2 separate regions of the Homo sapiens genome follow, and region 2 is linked to region 1. Evidence: read pairs that join two places in POLR2A ChIA-PET (ENCODE). Cell type or tissue: GM12878. All regions are shown on one strand.

Region 1 (4,000 bases):
ATTCTAGGGTCTGGAGTGCACCAATGAACAAGGGAGACAAAAAGCATCTGCCTTTCTGGAGCTTTCTAGTAGAAGGAGACAGACAAGGGACATGTAAAAAAATTAAAAATTTCATATAGGAATGAATACCAGGAAGAAAATAAACGGACTAGAGAATCCCTGGGGGGGGCTGCTGCCTCAGATAGAGTGGTCAGGGAAGACCTTTCTTTCCAAGATGATGATATTTGAGCTGAGACCTGAGTGATGAGAAAAAGCCAACCTGGGAAGATTTGGAAGACAGAAGATTCCTTACAGAAGGAATGGCATGTGCAAAGGCCATGGGGCAGAAGTGAGTTTGGTTTGGTCAAAGATTAGACACAAGGTCATGATGCCATGGTACCTTAGCAAACAAGTGGAAGGATGGGAAAAGATGAGGCCAGACATGTAGGAGGGGCCAGATCATCTGGGTCTTATGGCCATTTTATGGAATTGGGTGTGACACGGGGGTGACATCAGAGAGTATCAAGCAGAACACTAATATCACCTAATTTATGTTTTTAAAACGTGGCTGGATGTGGTGGCTCATGCCTGTAATTCCAGTGCTTTGGGGGGGCATGAGGCAGGAGGATCACTTGAGGCCAGGAGTTCAAGACCAGCCTGGGCAACATAGTGAGATCCCATCTCTACAAACAATTTAAAAATTAGCTGGGTGTGGTGGTGCGCACCTGTAGCCTCAGCTACTTGGGAGGTGGAGGCGGGAGGATCACTTGATCCTGGGAGTCTGAGGCTGTGGTGAACTATGGACACACCATTGTATCCCAGCCTGGGTGACAGAGTGAAACCCTGTCTCAGGAAAACAAACCAAAAGAAAAACAGCAACTCATGCTGGTTATTTTATGGTTAAGAGCAAGAATCCTTTTCTGATGCATTTCTTGGCACAAGGGAGGAGTTCAGTTTTAACAACTTATATTCTTTCTCACTGTAGAGGAATATTGACATAAATTGCACATAAATTAAGCATGATCAACTAACAAGTATTTGTTGATTTATTGGGCATGAAAAAGACCTTAGAGAGGTTCTATTCTAGTTCTGTCTTCTCCACAGTCTGGAAAGACAGACTTAACAGAATTTATAATCTCAGGTTTTGCCTGGCATGGTGGCTCACGCCTGTAATTCCAGCACTTTGGGAGGCTGAGGCAGGTGGATCACCTGAGGTCAGGAGTTCGAGACCAGCCTGGCTAACATGGCGAAACCCTGTTTTTACTAAAAATACAAAAAATTAGCCAGGCGTGGTGGTACATGCCTGTAATCCCAGCTACTTGGGAGGCTGAGGCAGGAGAATTGCTTGAACCCAGGAGGCAGAGGTTGCAGTGAGCCGAGATCGTGCCGTCGCACTCCAGCCTGGGCAACAAGAGTGAAACTCCGTCTCAAAAAAAAAAAAAAAAAAAAAGAAAAAAAAAACCTCAGGATTTTACGGACTTTTAAAGTCATTTAGACCAATTATCCATTAGATTCATGGCTCATCTCTCTCCTCACTCCCATTTTCCCGGAGTCTTATAGGTAGTTAGTGGGGGAGCTGGAGTTAGAATCCAGTTATCACTACTCCTACTTAATTCTACCCTGACTTCTCTAATCACAGAAAACAGTGCCCTTGCCTTCTGAGCACTTGCTTTTTTACTGGGGAAGCGAGATACACCTATACCAATTAAAGTCTAAGATATTTATCCTTTCTATAAGACAAACCAAAAGCGAGATGTCATGATGAGAGGAAACATTTCCGAGTAGAGAGGAAGAGTAAATATTCCAACCCTGTATTTCACCTGTCCTTTGGCATTATACCACTCTGTCACCTTTGCCACTAACTTTTAGTACCCTATGGGTCCACTGCTTTGCCTTTAAATCTGCTAGTCAGATGCCCCTTGGCATGACTGAGATATGAAGAAAATGAAAAGGGAAAGAAGTAAACACAGCATGCAATGACCGTAAAAGTAGTCTGCCTTACGTAGTTTTCTCATGTCATTATATCTAGCTAACTCCTAGGGAATATTGGTAATTATACATTTGTTCTGCTGGGCTGGTCTGATCTACCTTTGAGGGTATGTTTCTTAGATGGGCTCCTCACTTACTAAATGACTAACACTTTCCAGGGATGGTGACATCTTATAACTCATTAAGAGAACTGGTCATCTAGATATATACCTTGATGACACAGGTGAGGGTCAAGAGAACCATTTATATCAAGGGTTCCTCTTTTTTTTTTTTTTCATTATCCTAAGTAAACACAAGAAGGAATTCTTCTTAATATAGTTCTAGTTTCTGGTCTGTGGGCTATGGCTGTTCTCCAGATGAATGATCTCACCTATCAGGTAGGTGAGTCCCTGGTTCCTCCTAATAGCGAGTAGCTTGGTCCCTTTCTGGGATAATAATGTAGTCATACAGTCCCGTGGATGACTGATAACATCAAGAGGGTGAAAATTATATACATTCAAATGGGCTTTTATCCTAATCTAATAAAATATTGCTAAATAAATGGCGTAGGCAATGTCCTTGAGAAGTCTCAACAGTCTTGAATGAATTAGCTTGAAAGACTTCTTTTGGATCTGTTCAGAATAGAATTGCGGAAGCGAGTACGGAACTGTTGGATGAGCCATCAGTAAGTTATGTTAGGAACATATTTGTGTTTAGCAGGTGTGTGATCCGTGGTAGACAAGGAGCCTCTGGACACTGATGGTATTTTATCTCAGACTTAGGCTTTTCAAAGAGGTAGGAATCAGATTGTGAATACTTAGCCACATTTCCCAGAAGTTGAAACGGAAAGAGAAGCAGACTCATTGCCTGTTGAAGCTTGTCTGTGTGGGCTGAGCTCACTCAGTTGGATACTTTCGGCCAGTTATTTTAAACTAAATTTAGGTTTTGATGAAGTTCTGAAAAATTATCAAATTTCTGTCTAGTTTCAGCTCCAGCGCATGTTTACCAGCAGTATACTTTACTTTTCATAGCTCCCCCCAGAATTGAATGTGAAAATGTAGGTTAGTTGCCCACATTTCTTGAGACGGAATTTTTTGGAGAAGAAATTTTTTATTCCATCCATCCATCCAATAAACGTGCAAAATTATCAGAAATAGAAATGGATGATATATGGCCCAAAATTCAAAAGGTACAAAGGAGCATTCAGTGAAATGAAGTCTTCTTGCCACCCCAATACCTGAGTCACACAGTTTCTTAGTCTTTTTTTTTTTTTTTTGAGACGGAGTCTCACTCTGTTGCCCAGGCTGGAGTGCAGTGGCGCGATCTTGGCTCACTGCAAGCTCCACCTCTCGGGTTCACGCCGTTCTCCTGTCTCAGCCTCCAGAGTAGTTGGGACTACAGGCGCCTGCCGCCACGCCCAGCTAATTTTTTGTATTTTTAGTAGAGACGGCGTTTCACCATGTGTTAGCCAGGCTGGTCTCGATTTCCTGACCTCGTGATCTGCCCGCCTCAGCCTCCCAAAGTGCTGGGATTACAGGCGTGAGCCACCGCGCCCGGCCAGCTTCTTACTCTTATAAACATTTATTAAGGGCATCTCTGGATTAGTCCAAGTGCTAGATGCCGTTTATTTTCTGACAGTGCTTTGACATACTTGAAATTTCCAAGCATAATTTTACTTAAAAGTAAAAAAAGAAAATACCTGGCCAGATGCAGTGGTTCACGCCTGTAATCCCAGCACTTTGGGAGGCTGAGGCAGGAGGATCACTTGAGCCCCAGAGTTGGAGACCAGCCTGGGCAACATAGTGAGACCTTATCTCTGCAAATAATAATAATAAAAATAACCAGGGGTGTGGTGGTGCATGCCTGTGGTCCCAGCTACTCAGGAGGCTGAGGTGGGAGGATCGCTTGAGCCCAGGAGGTCAAGGTTTCTGTGAGCTATGATCGCACCACTGAACTCCAGCCTGGGCAACAGAGCCAGAGCACTTCTCAAATAAAAAAGGACCAAAGAAAAATACCTAACCTAACTTATACTGCTCATTAGGATGGCACAGTG
Region 2 (4,000 bases), 76 kb before region 1:
CAACAGGGCTCCTAGGTCAAAAATGTGTTAAAAGCTTGTAATGTCAACAAGAACCAAAAAAAAAAAAAAAAAAAAAAAAACGGGGTGGCGGGGGGAATGAAGGGGAAAGGGGGGCATGAAGGGGAATAAGGAGGAAAGGCTGCATGCACGGGTCTATTATAGACATGATATTCAGCAGCATAAAAAATAATACCCTCCAAAGAATCCCTCTACTGGGGCAAAACCTGTTTTTCACTGCTAAGCATGGAAAAGATTAAGAAAGCAGAACAAATTCACTTCTAACTATAGCATCTTCCATATATCAATGACAAGCATGTTCAACCTGATGCTACATGTTAATAAAATATTCAGTATACATAAGAATCTAAGCAACATAAAAACAAAAGGCTAAATTATGAACCTTAAAAAAATTGGAGAAAACATGTTTTAAAGCCAAGTAGAATGATTCTGATAATTATTATATATGACATAATCCACAGAAAGGCCAAGAAAAGAATCTTCATATTGTTCAGTATTTAGGCTTGATGTTGTCCCAAGAAAACAGTGATAATAATTCAATGAATGTGTTACACATACAACTAAAAAGTCCCCTTCTGGTTTCAAATGAATTTAAACAACAATCTTCCTTGGCTAATTTTTCTCCTCTGTCAAACAAACCTTCTATGTACAGGACCAGTTTAAATCCCTCCTCCCCTTCAAACACTAGATATGAACATCCAGGAACATTCTACAATGCAAAGTGCCTTAAGAAAGAGAAGGATTCTGTAGTGCCAGTGATAGAACTGATCTGAGGAAGCTGAGATGCTATTAACACTGATAAGAGCCAGTCAGGCAATGGTGGTTTGTTTCTCCTCAGGTGTTTCCTCCAACAACTGCATGATCAGTTCATGCAGGGGTTTGCAGATCTTTGCATAGCCCCCTCCTGTCAGATGCAGAAAATCAAACATGTCGTGGCAGGAGATGGCACCGTCCGAGTGCACAAAACCCCCGTCGGTATCCAGGAGCTGCACGTTGGCAAGCTTCGGCAGCGAAACCTTGAGGAGTTGGTTCACCTTGGCGTTCTTTTGCCTCAAAGGATTGGGTTTCTCACCTCGAGGTAACAAACCCTGGGGCACAGTGGAAAACATTAAATTAGAAGATTCACTTATTTTTCTCTACTTATTATTTATAACTTCAGATATTCCTGGAACATCTCCATTTGGCACTTTCTACACCTTTGAGTTGTGAAACATTGGAAAATACTGTTTTGAATGAAAGCTAACCATTTCTTCTTAGTTTTTTCATGGGTTCCCTTCCTCCTGTCCCTTAACTGTTGGTATTCTTCAAGGACCTGTCCTCTGGCCCACTACTCTAAATACTTTAGCCAGATCTCTTCCTAGAGCTTCAGAATTACATATGAAACTTCTAAGCTACAGAAAGAAATTTAAATGTTCCCAAGGCACTCCCAACTGATCCAAAAGCAATTCATTAAACTATGCTCTTCCTCTTTATCAACTGGTCATTCCAACATCTGCAAGTCTCACATCCCATATATCTTATCTATTTATCATTAAATTATTCAACTTTTGCATCCTAAATGTCATTTTCTTGTCTCCATCCTGATTATATACACTGCTATAGCTCAGGAACTTATCTCCAATCATCTTAATTACTATAAAACCTCCTGATTGGTCTTCCCACCTCCAACGTTGTCTACCCTTCAATCCATTCTCCATTTGGCTGTCAGAATAATCAAGCTCATAGATACACATCATCTATTAATGCCACATGGAACCCACACCATAATATACTATGAGAAAAAGAGGTGGAATGAATGCTGTCTTGATGAATCAGAGCTATTCACCCTGGAATAACCCTGGAATAACTGTTTTAATTTTGTCTTCTTGTAGCCCTTTTCCAATTGCATAGATACTAGGATTAGGCATGAGCTACCATGCCCAGCAAAGCAATTCAAAAACATTTTCACTTAAATACACCATAAAGTCTGTTTGCACACAGCCCTCATAATTGTAATGTGATTACTGCTATCATATTCAATGACTTATACAATCATTTCCATGATACTACTATTTAGGTTATTTCCAAAGTTTTAGTATTATGGACAACACCATAATTAACACTTTTGTATATCCAATTTAAAAACAAAGAATATGGAAGGCTTATTGAGCAACATTCATACAACAAATATTTCCTAAGCAAATACTATGTACTAGTCACTGTACTTAACAGGTGGACTCTTAACACAATCCTTTCTGGAATAAGGCAGGTATAAATAAGTACCTCAACAAGTAAATGAAATGCCTTGTAATAAAAAAGATCTGGCCCCCCAGCAACTGTGGATAAAATCCAAACATCCCAACAGCATATGAATTCCTACATGACCTGGTCTGGCGCAGTGGCTCACGCCTGTAATCCCAGCACTTTGGGAGGATGAGGCGGGCAGATCACGAACGAGGTCAGGAGTTCGAGACCAGCCTGGCCAATATGGTGAAACCCCGTTTCTACTAAAAACAAACAAAAATTAGCCGGGCATGGTGGCATGCACCTGTAGTTCCAGCTACTTGGGATTTGAGGCAGAAGAATCACTTGAACCCGGGAGGCGGAGGTTGCAGTGAGCTAAGATCACGCCACTGCACTCCAGCCTGGGCAGTAGAGCGAGACTCCATCTCAAATTAAAAAAAAAAAAAAAAAATCCTACATGACCTGGTTGTGGCCTCCTTCTCCTAACCATCCCAGGCTCAAACTTTATGCAGCCTCCTCTGCTCACCCAACAAACACATACATGTACAAGCCTTTGCTCAATTCTCTTTATTTTTCTATAATACCTTCCTTCTTTCCCTATTTGTCTGGAAACCAATGAAGTCTTTGAATGCAGATGTCAACTTTTGTTAAACACGTTTTCACCTTACTCTAAACAGCACACAGTATAATAATTCTGTGTTGCTGTCTCCATACACTAGACTGTGAGCTCCTTGAGACCGAAACTATGTCTTACTCATTTTTGTATGCTCAAGAACTAGGATAGTGCCTTGTACACAGTGATCCTCAGGTTTTTTGAGTAAATGACTATCTTCCTAACACCATCTCACTAAAGAACTAAATTTGTATCAGATTTTGCTAAAACATGTTTCAAACTGACTAAGAATATCTACAGCTAGACATTTTTTTTTTTTTTTTGAGACCGAGTTTTGCTCTGTTGCCCAGGCTGGAGTGCAGTGGCACGATCTCGGCTCACTGCAACCTCCACCTCCCAGGTTTAAGAAATTCTCTGCTTCAGCCAGGCGTGATGGCTCACGTCTGTAATCGCAGCACTTTGGGAGGCCAAGGCAGGCAGATCACGAGGTCAGGAGATCGAGACCATGGCTAACACGGTGAAACCCCATCTCTACTAAAAATACAAAAAATTAGCCGGGTGTGGTGGCGGGCGCCTGTAGTCCCAGCTACTCGGGAGGCTGAGGCAGGAGAATGGTGTGAACCTGGGAGGCCGAGCTTGCAGTGAGCCGAGATCATGCCACTGCACTCCAGCCTAGGCGACAGAGCGAGACTCTGTCTCAAAAAAAAAAAAAAAGAAAAAAGAAATTATCTGTTTCAGCCTCCCGAATAGCTGGGATTACAGGCACGTGCCACCACGCCCAGCTAATTTTTTTGTATTTTTAGTAGAGACGAAGTTTCACCATCTTGGCCAGGCTGGTCTTGAAATCCTGACCTTGTGATCCACCCGCCTCGGCCTCCCAAAGTGCTGGGATTACAGACGTGAGCCACCACACCCGGCCTACAGCTAGACTTTTATACTGAAACAGACAGCTGTTCACCTTTGAGACCATGAAGAGTTAATGCTTTAATTCTACAAAAGGGTAGCACCTTTCTGTTCAGGGTACAACTATAAAGTATCCATTTTCTTGCTGATGAAATTTTTTATGTTTTAGAGAAGATTAGAATGTCTAATATACCACCTTTAACATATTAGCAGTAAAACAGGACACTTACAAAGTAATCCAAA

What was found. Peaks named below come from ENCODE experiments on the same cell type or tissue, not always from the same donor. Only the 100,000 strongest peaks of a DNase experiment are listed, where the experiment ranks them.
Region 2: POLR2A ChIA-PET joins it to region 1 with 6 read pairs; 15 of 35 experiments call an interaction of 5 or more read pairs at or near these places.

The regions. Positions count from the first base shown.
Region 1 is chr11:117,088,630-117,092,629 of GRCh38, reverse strand. The region is part of intron 1 of SIK3 (SIK family kinase 3); the gene reads left to right. LOC124902763 (a long non-coding RNA gene) reads left to right here and starts at 3,852. Exons shown (of 2, transcript XR_007062899.1): 1 at 3,852-4,000. In GM12878, no CTCF peak of the experiment used is centred here; no DNase peak of the experiment used is centred here; H3K4me3 peaks cover 1,065 bases; H3K27ac peaks cover 516 bases.
Region 2 is chr11:117,164,527-117,168,526 of GRCh38, reverse strand. PAFAH1B2 (platelet activating factor acetylhydrolase 1b catalytic subunit 2) reads right to left here. Exons shown (of 6, transcript NM_002572.4): 6 at 1-1,106. The coding sequence ends at 828. Among named protein-coding and RNA genes, the nearest start is that of SIDT2, 12 kb to the left of the region's middle. In GM12878, no CTCF peak of the experiment used is centred here; no DNase peak of the experiment used is centred here.